2 separate regions of the Homo sapiens genome follow, and region 1 is linked to region 2. A link is a loop called in an ENCODE intact Hi-C map of the cell type or tissue named here. Cell type or tissue: HCT116. All regions are shown on one strand. Links, peaks and the distances in the headings refer to the core of each region. The heading gives the core; the rest is flanking DNA.

Evidence for each region. A loop is a pair of places that touch in the nucleus more often than their neighbours do. Peaks named below come from ENCODE experiments on the same cell type or tissue, not always from the same donor. Only the 100,000 strongest peaks of a DNase experiment are listed, where the experiment ranks them.
Region 1: it touches region 2 in a loop (16-fold over the local background); 43 of 110 quality-filtered maps call a loop at or near these places.

Annotation. Positions count from the first base shown.
Region 1 is chr12:14,163,409-14,169,476 of GRCh38, reverse strand. No RefSeq gene overlaps it. Among named protein-coding and RNA genes, the nearest start is that of GRIN2B, 180 kb to the right of the region's middle. In HCT116, for the core only: a CTCF peak has its summit at 2,257 (motif pointing right); a DNase peak (open chromatin) is centred at 2,276.
Region 2 is chr12:13,274,739-13,281,372 of GRCh38, reverse strand. No RefSeq gene overlaps it. Among named protein-coding and RNA genes, the nearest start is that of EMP1, 81 kb to the right of the region's middle. In HCT116, for the core only: a CTCF peak has its summit at 3,046 (motif pointing left); a DNase peak (open chromatin) is centred at 3,052; H3K27ac peaks cover 434 bases.

The DNA.
Region 1 (6,068 bases), core at 1,145-3,644, 890 kb before region 2:
TGCCTCCCTCTAATCTGTTCTTTTATCCAACAGATGTCTAAGTACTGCAACCTCAAGATGATTAATAACTCAAGGACTGGGGAGGGGAGTATTTTTGTACTTTTTACCAGTACTTTGGAATCAGATCTTTCCATCTCAATGTGTGACATCAATTTTGTTTTCTTCTTTTGAGGTGTATACTTATATAGGTTTAACTATGAATAACTGTTAGGAATTTATAATCAGTAGTTTCAGAAGAAGTGACAGATGGGCTAGTATCCCAGAAAGCAGCAAAGAAGAAGGGGGACCAGGAGTCCTAGCAAGTGATAGAAAACCTTTAGGAAAGGAAAGTAGTTGGTTTAGAGGAATCAGAAAACAAGAAAAAATTCTGCAGCCCAGTGTGTTGAGGCCAACTTTGGTTAATCTCCTTATTGATTTAGGCAGTGATTCTAAGTATCTGACCAGGACACTTTGAGAGACCTTGGAATTATTGTGAGGGAATGGAAATCCAAATGAAAACTTATATTTTCTCAATCACTACAGTAAAATACAGTAAAAATACAGTAACTGGCACATGAGGGTTTCCATACTTAAAAGATTGGGAATGGATTTTAAACTAGTAGTGTTCACCCTGAGCTGGAAGCGCTAGTTTCATATTCGTATAGTATCTTGTAATGTACATAGGTCTTTTACTTACACTAATTTATTATATTCACCATAACTTTGTAGGGTAAGATGGGGAGGTATCACCATTTTTCAAATACAAAACTGAGACTTAGGCTGTGACTTGTATATGGTTTCATGACTTGAATCAATTCAGTTGAGAGAAGCTTGCAAATTCCATGGATCTTAATTCAGTCCTTTATACTACAAATACTTTTTCCTTGTGGAAAAATTATATCCAGAATGAAGGATAGGGAAATATGGGACTATAAACAAAATATATGCTTCTTAGGAACCAACAAAAAGGAAGAACAGGGCTAGGAGCAGGGCTGGGTTCATCTGTTGACAGCGGTGTTACAAACTAAGGGATTCTGGAAGTCAGACTTGGTTATGAGATTGAGCAAAGGTACATTATGGCCAACCTTAAACAGGTGTGCTTTAACATCTAACAGATCCTCCTCACTCTTTAAAAAGTGCTTTCGGTTTTGCATTCAAGAAAGACCCAAAATTATTTTGTTGATTTATTTTGAGAACAGATATAGGAGATAATTTAAAAGATTATATTCCCAAGGTCTCAGATTTAAGAATGAACTTTGAACTTCCATCTAAGTACCAAACAAAGGAGCATATGTGACACACATTTAATTAAAAAATTGAGTGCCTTTCTTGAATCACTAGAATATTTATAGCTCGATGGTGGTTCACTCCTATAATCTTAGTTCTTTGAGAGGCCTACATGGGAGGATTGCTTGAGTCCAGGAGTTTGAGACCAGCCTGGGTAACATACTAAGACTCCATTTCTACAAAAAGTAAAAAAATTAACCTGATGTGGTGGAACACGCCTGTAGTCCCAGCTACTCGGGAGGCTGAAGCAGGAGGATTCTTTGAGCCCAAGAGTTCCAGGCTGCAGTCAGCTATGGTTGCATCACTGCGCTCCAGCCTGTGCAACAGAGTGAGACTATGTCTTAAATAAATAAATAAAATAGAATATTTACTCTCTAGGCAGTAGCATGGCAAAGAATACATAATTCCTGCAGGGAAATCTGTATCTATCAGACTCAAATTGTGTTAAAGTAGCCTTTAAAAATTGATCATAATCTCCTATTTAGCTCAGTTAAAAGGGTAAGAAGCATCGACCCACAGAGAAATGGATATTCTATGGAAGTCTTCCAAGTAGCTAATAGAAATAACTATGGTTTATTGATTGTTTATTATGGATGAAGTAGTCTATTAAGCACTCTATCCATCTACTATCTATCTATATTAATTATTACAAAATTTCTAGTAAGTATTCACAATTAACTCAGTTTTTACAAATAAGTGCCTTAAAGCTTAAATAAGGTAAATGACTTGTCCAAAGTCATATAGGCAAAATGTGGTAGGAGGCTGAACAAGATTTTGCACTCAGAGACACCTGAACTTAAAATACATACTCTTAACCTTATGCTAGGTACTCCTAAAATGAGCTATATACAGTGTTTCTCAGAAGTCTTTGGAATTCAAATCAACGTCTGGCTATCGTGAATAACTTGTCTGACTTTTTAGCTGTCAATTCTGTAACCTCGATCCAAACCAAGAAAGTTTGGGTGCATTCTCTCTAGCAGTCACTAGGTGGAGCCAGTGCACTAAAAAGCCATCAGGCTTTTTGGGGACCAGGCAGGATTTATTCTAGGAAGTCAGGGGAAGTCAGCAAAGGCTGGTTTTGATTGGAAAAGTGCTAAAAAGATTACTCCCTCTGACAGCTGGCTTTTTTTCTTTTCTGGATAATGTAGATGAAGAGGAAGATGAGAGATCTCCGGAGGTGTAGAGAATTGCTAGAGCCAAGAGTTATGTGGGATGAATGCATAATCAACCAATTTTGTTCTTTCGCAGGAGTGGTTTCAATAATCTGATGTGTGGCTGGGTTGTGGGTTGTGGAAGCAAAGCACAATAGCCCCCTGCCCTGTGTGGTCTGCCTTCCCTTAGAGACCCCAGGCTTTCACATTGTATAATACTGGGCATACGCAGTTGGCCCCACGTCTAGTTTCTCAAATGGTCTGACTAAAATGACAATAATGATGATGATGATAACTGTTATTATGTTAACAAACATGTGCATGGCACTTTATTGATCCCTTTCAGTTGCATTTGTTATTGAGGTGAGTGGATCTTCTGGCAGGGGAATAGAACTTCATGGGATAAAGGGAGGGGATAAGGGCAGGATGAGATTTTCCTCTATGTCCAGGAAGAGTTCTCCAGAGAAACAGAACGAAAGGATCTCTCTCTCTCTCTCTCTCTAAATATATATATATATATGCCTATATATATATATATATGCACCTATATATAAATATATATAGGCATATATGTAGATATATAGATGCCTATATATAAATATATATGCATATATAAATATATAGATGCCTATATATAAATATATGTATGCATATATATGTGTGTGTGTATATATATACTCCCATGATAGGCAAGTACAAAATCCATAGGGTAGACCAGCAGGCTGGAGACCCAGGGAAGAATTGATTTTTGCAGCTTGAGCCTAAAGGTAGTTTGCTGGCAGAAAATTCCGTCTTCCTTAGGGGATCTCAGTCTTTTTTTTTTTTTTTTTTTTTAAGGATTCCAACTTATTAGATGAGGCCCTCCCACATTATGGGGAGTAATCTGCTTTTACTCAGAGTTTACTTATTTAAATGTTAATCTCATCTAAAAATACTTTCACAGAATCTCCAGATGTGTTTGAGCAAATATCTGGGTACAGTGGCCTAGCTAAGTTGACACATAAAAACCAACCATTGTAGGTAGATAACAAATTCTATGCTGGGCTTGAGGGGAAAATAGAGTTCCTTTTGCTGTCTTTGGTAGGGTTCAGAGCTGTTAATTTCTTTCTTTTTTTTTCTTGTTTTTGAGACAGGGTCTTGCTGTATCACCCACGCTGGGGTGCAGTTGCATGATCTTGACTCACTGCAGCCTCCTCCTCCCAGGTTCAAGCGATTCTCCCACCTCAGCCTCCTGAGTAGCTGGGATTGCAGGTGTGTGCCACCATGCCCAGCTAATTTTTGTATTTTTAGTAGAGATGGGGTTTTACCATGTTGGCCAGGCTGGTCTCGAACTCCTGGCCTGAAGTGATCTGCCCACCTCAGCCTCCCAAAGTGCTGGGATTACAGGCACATGCCACAGTGCCCAGCCCAGAGCTATTAATTTCAACTCTAGCAGAAGCAATGTACTCACCCTCTCTCTCGTCCCTGAAAGCTTGATGAGTTGGCAATGCTATTCTGGATAATCATACAAGATGTTTTTATATAAATATATAAAAAATCAGAATTCTATAAAGCATGACTTCCAACCATATCATTCTGTGTTCTGATTATAAGGTGGCTCTGAGATTTCTTAAAAAATATTTTTTTCTTTGTTTTTTTTTTTTTTTTTTTTTTTAGAGACAGGGACTTGCTCTGTTGCCTGGGCTGGACTATGGTGGCACAATCATGGCCCACTGCAGCCTCAACCTCCTGGGCTCAAGCAGTCCTCCCACCTGAGCCTCCCAAGTAGCTGGAACTACAGATGTGAGCTTTCATGGCTGGCAAATTTTAAAAACTTTTTATTTTGTACAGACAGGGTTTCACTATGTTGTCCGGGCTGGTCTTGAACTCCTGGGCTCAAGGGGTCCTCCTGCCTCTGCTGCCCAAAGTGCTGACATTATAGATGTGAACCACTGCTCCTGGCCCTGAAATTTCTTTTTTATAGAAGTACTTTGAAAAGGCATTGAATGAATAAAGTGCCTTTCAAGTAAAGTGTAGAAGCATCCAATGTTATTTCTGAAAGTGTCCCTAGAGATGGTATGTTTTGGATTTCCCCATTTTACAGATAAATGGAGACATAGAAGAATGAAATGACTTATTCAAGGTCATATCGGTATTATTTATTTATTTATTTATTTATTTATTTATTTATTTTTTGAGACAGAGTCTTGCTCTGTCACCCAGGCTGGAGTGCAGTGGCACGATCTCGGCTCACTGCAAGCTCTGCCTCCCGGGTTCACACCATTCTCCTGCCTCAGCCTCCTGAGTAGCTGGGACTACAGGCGCCCGCCACCATGCCTGGCTAATTTTTGTATTTTTATTAGAGATGGGGTTTCACCGCGTTAGCCAGGATGGTCTCGATCTCCTGACCTCGTGATCCGCCCTCCTCGGCCTCCCAAAGTGCTGGGATTATAGGCGTGAGCCACCACGCCCGGCCGGTCATATTGGTATTTAATGAGAAAACTAGGACCAGAACCCAGGCCTTCTGCCTGCAGTTTCATCGTGCTTCCTGTTGCAGCATGCTGCCACCATATAAAAGTGCAAGGATAATCACTTGGACTGCAAATGCCCAACCAGCTGTGCTGAGCAACATGTGTCTAAACAGGCCCAACCGAAACAGGAAATGCCAGTCTTGAGTGGGGGAATGGTTAATCAAAGAGAAAAATATGAAAATGCTGAATCCCAATCCTTCCCAGTGAAGTAGAGATACTAACTTGAATAAACCTCTGCTAGAGTGTGGCAAAAAGTGGGAGGAAAATGATGGAGGCTTAGGTTCCCGTAAGCCTTAGGTTTAGTGATGTCACTGTACTATCTGAGTATAGTCCTATCACATCTTAACAAGTGGCTTTGTGACCTCAGCAAACTGAGATATCCCAGGTAGACACTACTACAAAAGTCATATATATAAAAGAATAAAACAGTTTCTGTAATTAATTCTACAAATAAATCTAAGTGGAATCTACAGATTGGAAGCAATGGAGGCCTAATAGGTTTCTTCAGCCAGGGGATTTTGGCACTCCAAGCTGGCCGCCAGGAACCCTATTTAGTAAGTTGGGGGAAATAACAAAGATGACATTGGAATTAACATTTGGGCTCTTGGAGAAAATGTTGCCATTCAAATATCTTGCAGTTATTAGCCCCAAGGGAACTAATTAAAAAATGCTATAAGTGAGAGACCTAAAGGGGATGGAGAGAAAAGAGATGCCGCTAACAAAGTCATAAAAGTAGTGAGGAAAGAGTAGTTCCCTAGCAGGGCGCGGTGGCTCATGCCTGTAATCCCAACACTTTGGGAGGCCGAGGCGGGCGGATCACGAGGTCAGGAGATCGAGACCATCCTGGCTAACATGGTGAAACCCCATCTCTACTAAAAATACAAAAAAATTAGCCTGGCGTGGTGGCGGGTGCCTGTAGTCCCAGCTACTCAGGAGGCTGAGGCAGGAGAATGGCGTGAACCTGGGAGGTGGAATTTGCAGTGAGCCGAGATCGCACCACTGCACTCCAGCCTGAGCGACAGAGGGAGACTCCGTCTCAAAAAAAAAAAAAAAAGAGTAGCTCCCCATATTAAATCAAACATCGTTGGCTGGATGGAAGGGAGAGCAGTGTGCAGGCTAGTGAGTAGAACCATGAGGTCAA
Region 2 (6,634 bases), core at 1,915-4,414:
GGAGATGTCAATTTGACAGTTGGATGTAAGAGCCTGGGCCTCCATGGTGAGGGCTCTGAGATGGGGATCTATCTGGAGGCATCACTGGAGAGATGGTATTTATGCCATGGGAGTACATCGATGAAGAGAAGAGAGTAGATGAGACAGGAAGAGAAAGGAAGAAAAGGGATCCCGGGACAAGGTCCTGGGGCACTTCAGTATTTGTTCATCTTCTCCAAAAGCAGAAGCCACTAGAACTGTATGAGAAGCAGAGGTCACTGATATAGAAAAAATACAAGCAGCTATGATGTCATGAAACTAAGAAAAAGAGTGTTTCACAGAGGACAGTGGGGTCAAGTATGCCAAATATGAATGGAAGAGCCAATATAAGGCCAGAAAACTACCTGCTGGATTTAGAATGTTAGAGATTGAAGGGTAATTTTGGTAAAGTAATGTAATGAGCCAGATCAGAGCAAACTGAAGAGTAGTTTGTAGGTGAAGAGATAGAATCAGTGTGTGCAGACTTTGGAAAAGTTTTATTACAGATGAGGCTCTAGGTAGAGAGGGATGTAGCATTGGAGACTTTTGTGAAGCTGCAGAATGATAGAGCATATTTATGTGTTGGTGAGAATGAACATTAAAGAGGGAGGGACTGACGATGCAGGAGAAAAAGGGAGTAATGAGGAAGAAAAGTCCTTGAGAAAGGCAGAGTGGAGGAAAGCCAGTTTTGCTTTCTTATAATATAAACAGGAAGGAAGGGAATTTTTTTCCATACTAAGAGGAGGAAAAGAGAAAATGGGTACACTGGGTACACACAGGTTCATGTGTAGACCAGGTGGTTGGGAGAAAAGGGAGTTCTCCTCCAATCATTCCCATTTCTCAGTGAAGTGTGATAGGAGATCATCAGCTGTGATGGGGAGTGATGGAGGGGCAGAGGTGGGAAGAGGGTGTTGAGGAGCAAGTGTAAAGCCTCTCCTCATGGTGTCTCACACTCTCTGCTCCAGTGTGGCAGCCCAAAGTCAGGCCCTGACTGTCTCCATCTGTACTACCACAACAGCCCCCCAAACCTTCCATGCCCAGCTGCCAACCCCCAGCACCTCAATCCCTTATCTACCCATCCTTTGAAGAAATATCCCTAAACCACTGATATGATTTGCATCTGTGTCCCCACCCAAATCTTGTAATTAATCCTCAGTGTTGGAGGAAAGGGCTTGTGGGAGGTGGTTGGATCATGGAGGAGGACTTCTCTCTTGTTGTTCTTGTGATAGACTTCTCCCAAGTTCTGCTTGTTTAATGGTGTATAGCACCTCTCCCCCAGCTCCCCACCCCACTCTCTATTTCCTGCCAGCCATATGAAGATGTGCCTGCTTTCCCTTTGCCTTCTGCCATGATCGTAAGCTTCCTGAGGTCTCCCCAGAAGCAGAAGCCTGTACAACCTGCAGAACAGTGAGCCAATTAAACTTCTTTTCATTATAAATTATCCAGTCCCAGATATGTCTTTACAGCAGTGTGAGAATGAACTAATACAACCACAGATTTGTTGTGCCATGAAAACCTTTGATGGGCTTTGCAGTCCAAAGACCAATGCACTAACTCCTCATTTGGGCTCTAGGGTTCTCCATTTTCTGGTCTAACTTTTGCAGGCTTGTGCCCAAAACATCCTCTTCTCCTCTACCTTCTATGGAGCCACTGCAGCCTACTCATGGCTCTCTCCAACTGCTGTGGCATCTGTCACTTTTATGTCTTTGTTCAAGCTTTTCTCTGTCACTGGCCTGCCTTCCTCCTTCTTGCAGAAGTCCTACCCATTCTTCAAGATCCAACTCAAATCCCACTTATTTCACCAAACTGATCAGATCTCTCTCCCCCCCCCATAGTATCTTATCCCTTTAGAACTTATTATAAAAGATCCAAGCATGACTTGTATTATAAGCACATGCATAGGAATGTCTATATGTGTGCTTGTGTCTGTCTCTAAGGAAAGAAGAAAGGAAGGAAGGGAAGAAGGGATGAAAGGGAGAGGCAGATGGAGAAAGAGGAAGGAAAAGTGGAGGCGCATCGTGGGCCCCTGGTGTTTCACCTCAATGGTTTGAGTAAAAGGGCTCAACAGTGTTGCCCAGGAGTGGCAAGCGTCTCGGAGCCACAGCTTCTCCCGGGCGCACCTGCGGGTCTCAGGGCTGACAAGCCCTTTCCCCTCCCCTCTGTTCCCGCTCCCCCTTTCTTCCCCTAGTGCCTCCATCTTAGTTGCCCAGTAATTGCATCAAATCTGAAGAAGCAGATCCGTCTCTAAAAAGGGCAGTGGGAGGGAATTGCGCTGCTCTTTTCAGAGATGAGAATTGAGAGAAATAGGGCAGAGAGATGAAAATGTAATGTTGAAAAATTCATGCTAGAGGAAGCACGTGCTGGCCCTCCCCTGCTCTGCCTCCCATCTGATAAGCTTCTGGCAGAGGCCTGGCTTTCCAGGCACATGAGAAGACCATGGGAGGTTTGGCCAAATCTGTCTGAGGGTGACCTGAGAACTGGCAGGGGTCTGGGGAGTGCCCACGCGTGTGCAGGGACAGAGCTGCCACTTGGCTTCTAGGGGCCTGTGTTGTCGAGGGGCTGGGGTCAGTAAGAGGGCAGGGGAGGGAGAGGAGGTGTCCTCCCGATCTACATCAAGAGCTGCCCCTCTACGCCACCTCCCGCCACTCCTGATGAATTCAGGCCTGGCAGGCACTGCTGTCCACAGACTCACAGGTCCCGTATGTTTAGGAATCCTGGGAGGCAAGGCTCGACCCTGGGCCAGGCGAGCAGCTGGCCTCGCTGCACTTCGTTGAGCACTGTGTGCTCTGAGCCTAGGGCGGGAGAGTTGAGGTGGCCCGGCTCTAGTGGCCCGAAAAGGCCCGGTCTCATTCCCAGCCCTAGTCTCTGACTCCCCTCGGAAAGCACTGCAGAGGCTGCGGCCTGATTAATGCTGCGCGCTAATATGTACAGGAGACCGGCTTGCGATTCCCGGCCAGCGGCCCCTGCTCCCCTGCACAGAGGCGGCGCCAGCTGCTCGACTGCGACCCCTGGCGGCCGCTGGAGGCACTCTCTGCGGAGCTTCAAAATCGAATGGGCCGCTGGACACGAAGTCGAGGGAGTATTAAAAAAAAACAACAAAAAACGGGGTAAGAGCTATGCACCCCCAGATGGTGCAGGGTGGGAGGTGGAGAATGAAGGGGAAGCCAATTTTGCTTTCTTATAATATAAACAGGAAGGAAGGGAACAATCTGTTGGGGATGGTGGGGGCTGATGCAGGGTAATGGGAGGGGGAAGGTGGAAATGTGAAAATCTGTTTATAGTTGGAATGGAATATGTTTAATATGATGCTTACACAAAATAAGACTTATAAGTTTTTCTCTGTTCTGAACCGTTTCCCTCATCTTCATTTTAAGTAGCAAAAGAACTCTGACCTGTTTTTTCTCTTTCATATTCCCAAAGCAGGCTGTGTTTTCAAAGAGGCATTCATTCAAAGAAATAAAACATACTTTGGCTTCCTCCAGTGCCTTCAGTGAGCCTAAGTCCAAACAGTCAATATAATACCAGAGTTGACAGCCTGGACATTGGAGAGGGACAGTGTAAATTCAATACGTATCTATACGCTAACTATGTGACCTTGAGCAATTTGCTCAACCTCGCTGAACCTTCTTTTCCTTATTCAAAAAACAAAATATAAGCAAAACGCACTGCTAAGATTGTGGTGATAAGGAGAATCCTGCCTCATCTCTACTTCCAGGACAAAGAAGCCGTCTATTGTGGTTCTGCGTTCCCTTCCCTGGCAGGACCCCTTTGTGTTGTGACTGTGACAGACTCAGTTCATTAATAGTCAAGTGCCTATGAGTAGCAAGGGGATGAGTCCTCTGGGACTTTCCCTGACTCCTTCCCTTTCTTTCTCATCAGTTCACACAGCCCTCTAGCCCGTGTCTGCCATGCAAGACAACCAGGCATCACCCACAAAATGTTGCGTATGGTGTATGTGTGTTTAGTGTACAAGGGGTTTCTTGGCACAGAGCTGATCTTAGCTGAGGGTGGAGTCTGATGGCTTCAGCCAATTCTTAAAGGCTAGAGATCAGTGTCCTTCTCCTTGGTGTCAACATTGCAAATATGCAATTCTTTGATATGCGGCCTGCTAGTGGCTCCGGCTATGAAGAGGTTCTCCAAGTGGCTTCTCCCACTAGTGTAGTGGGAGAGGAGCAACATACACACAGGAAAAACTGAATAAGAAGTCATGATTCTAGACACCAATGTGTAAAGAAAGGGCCAGCTGAGGGGCTCACGGAGCACTATCAGCGATCAGAGGATAGGAAAACTCCCTCAGACAGAAGTTGAGGGCTCACCTGAGCCCCAAGAGCTACAGAAAGTGGTCCTGGTGCTGTGATGAAGTGGGCAAGCTCTTCCCTCTAATTCAGGGTGGAACACTGGAAGGGCATATCACAAGGTGTATCATCCATAAGGAGGAAGGAGAACATATGCAACACATCTGAATCTTCAAAGGTAATAGGCTCTTGAAGATGCCGGGCTGTCTTTAGCCCCAGATCTTGGGGCTTATTGCAGGGCATGACTCTTATCTAAAGGCTTCACCACGGAACCTCTGACTACTCAGTGACCTTCTTCTGGAGGACAAAACTGATTTGCAATTAAGTTCCTAGGGATGAGCAAGAGGAGAGAAGTCAGGGACCTGGTTATTCACAATTTTTTTGTCCATTTATTCATCAAGTCACTCACATAATCATCTATCCATCCATGTATCCATTCCATCTTTCATTCACTCACTATGTATTTTATATAGCAATTGTTATGTGCCCAGCCCAGTGTCCTGCGTTATGAGAAGTACAATTGTGTATCTCCTTTCCTTCTACCCTAAGGAAGATTCTACAATCCTCTACTCAGTGTTGAAGATTCTCCTCTTCTGTCCCACCCCATCTGGGGGAGCAGATGTCCTATGACATTCACACAGTTCATTCCGCCGCAGAAGCAGTGCCCTAACAGCGCTGATCCCACTGCTCTCAGCGAACCCTCTCATACTGGATCTAACTGTTTAGACATGACAGATCCACCCACCCACTTCCCAAAAGGACAAAGAAGATAGGACTCAGTGTGCTGGCCCCTTAGAATCAAATACCAGTATGTCAAGCTCTGCCTCATGTTTGCCTCTGACAACTGACCTGTGAGCTGGTTCCAGTCTCCACCTCACATGGGCCCCCTCCCTAGGTGTTCACCTAGAACCGTTCCAGTCGCCTTTTTTCCTCGCCTGCTGCCTCACTCCCACCCACTGCCTTTGTGGGATTTGTGACAATCTATGCTCTTTAAAATATTTTCTGGAGTGTATTTGTGTGTCTTTAGTGGTGGTGGAATGCTGTATAATTATCTCCCGATTCATCAGGCTCCTTAACAGGCAAATGCCTTTCTTTCCAATAAGTTTCTCTGGCTGAGGCACCAATAGGCCTTGTTGCTACGGAAACCAGAACGTTTCTTTCTCTATTTTAATGGTATGTTGAAAGTGCGGCGTGCATGTGCATGCACACATATGGTGGCTGCTGGTCTTTTCAGCTCTTTTTTCCTTCCCTACCTCTGCTGACCTGTCTGGCATTTTCCCGACCTCACATGTTTCAGGACGTCCCTCTCATCCACAGCCCTTTCTTGCCCCCTTCCTGCCTTTCACTGTGCCTCCACCTCCCCCTACCCTTCCATCTGGTGTTCTCAGCTGTTTAAAAAAATACCAGTTGGCTTTGCATGAAATCTAAGAGAGAGAGGCAAATAAAAGGTTATTGTGGAAACAAAGCACTGCAAAAGGCTTTGACCAGCCAGGTGTTTCCTGCTGGAAGGCTAGTGGCCTCACTTGGCCATCTTCCTAGCACATGGGGCTGCTTCGGAGAAGGAGGAGAGGGGATGGAGAGAGAGCAGCTCGGTGCAAGAGTAAAGAGAGAGCATATCCCCGCAGCACCATCTGCTGCTGCTGCTCCTGGGCACAGAGGAACTTCTCTCCACCCAAGTCCCTGGGTTTGGTTCAAGGACTATTGGAGGAGGGGAGGGCTCTGTTGAAATTTATTTGTTTATTCAGTTAGTCAACAAACACTCACTGAACACTTAGCATATACCAGGCACTGTTCTAGGCACTGGGAATATGCTGAGGGTTCCTGTCCTCGAGAAGCAAGCCTTGCTCACAGACAGTTGCCAAGGCGGCATGATAAGTGGTGAGGGGCACAGTGACATTTGGGCTCTGGAATGAGACAAGCTTAAGTTTGAGCCCCAGGCCACCATTTTTTAGCTGTGACCTTGGGTAAATGACTAAACCTCTAGAAAGCTCAGTTTCCTTATCCCTAAATGTAGCTTTATAATAAAGTTGTTTCAGAAGATAATAAAATAATGAGTCTTTATTAGCATAATCAATAAACGTCGGTTGCCAATGTTGTCTCTTTCATTATTATTACCATTATCAGGGTCTTAAGGGGCTCATGGTAACATGCAAGGTGCCCACAGACATAGGCAAGGCAACACCAAGAAGGGTTTGACCAGACATTTTCTGAGTAGGAAAGTATGAAGAGCATTCTAGTCAGAGGGCACAGCATGTGCAAAGACCTACAGCGTAGACAAGGGAGTGCGTATGTGGCTGGGGTGTCCTGTGTGCATGTCTGGG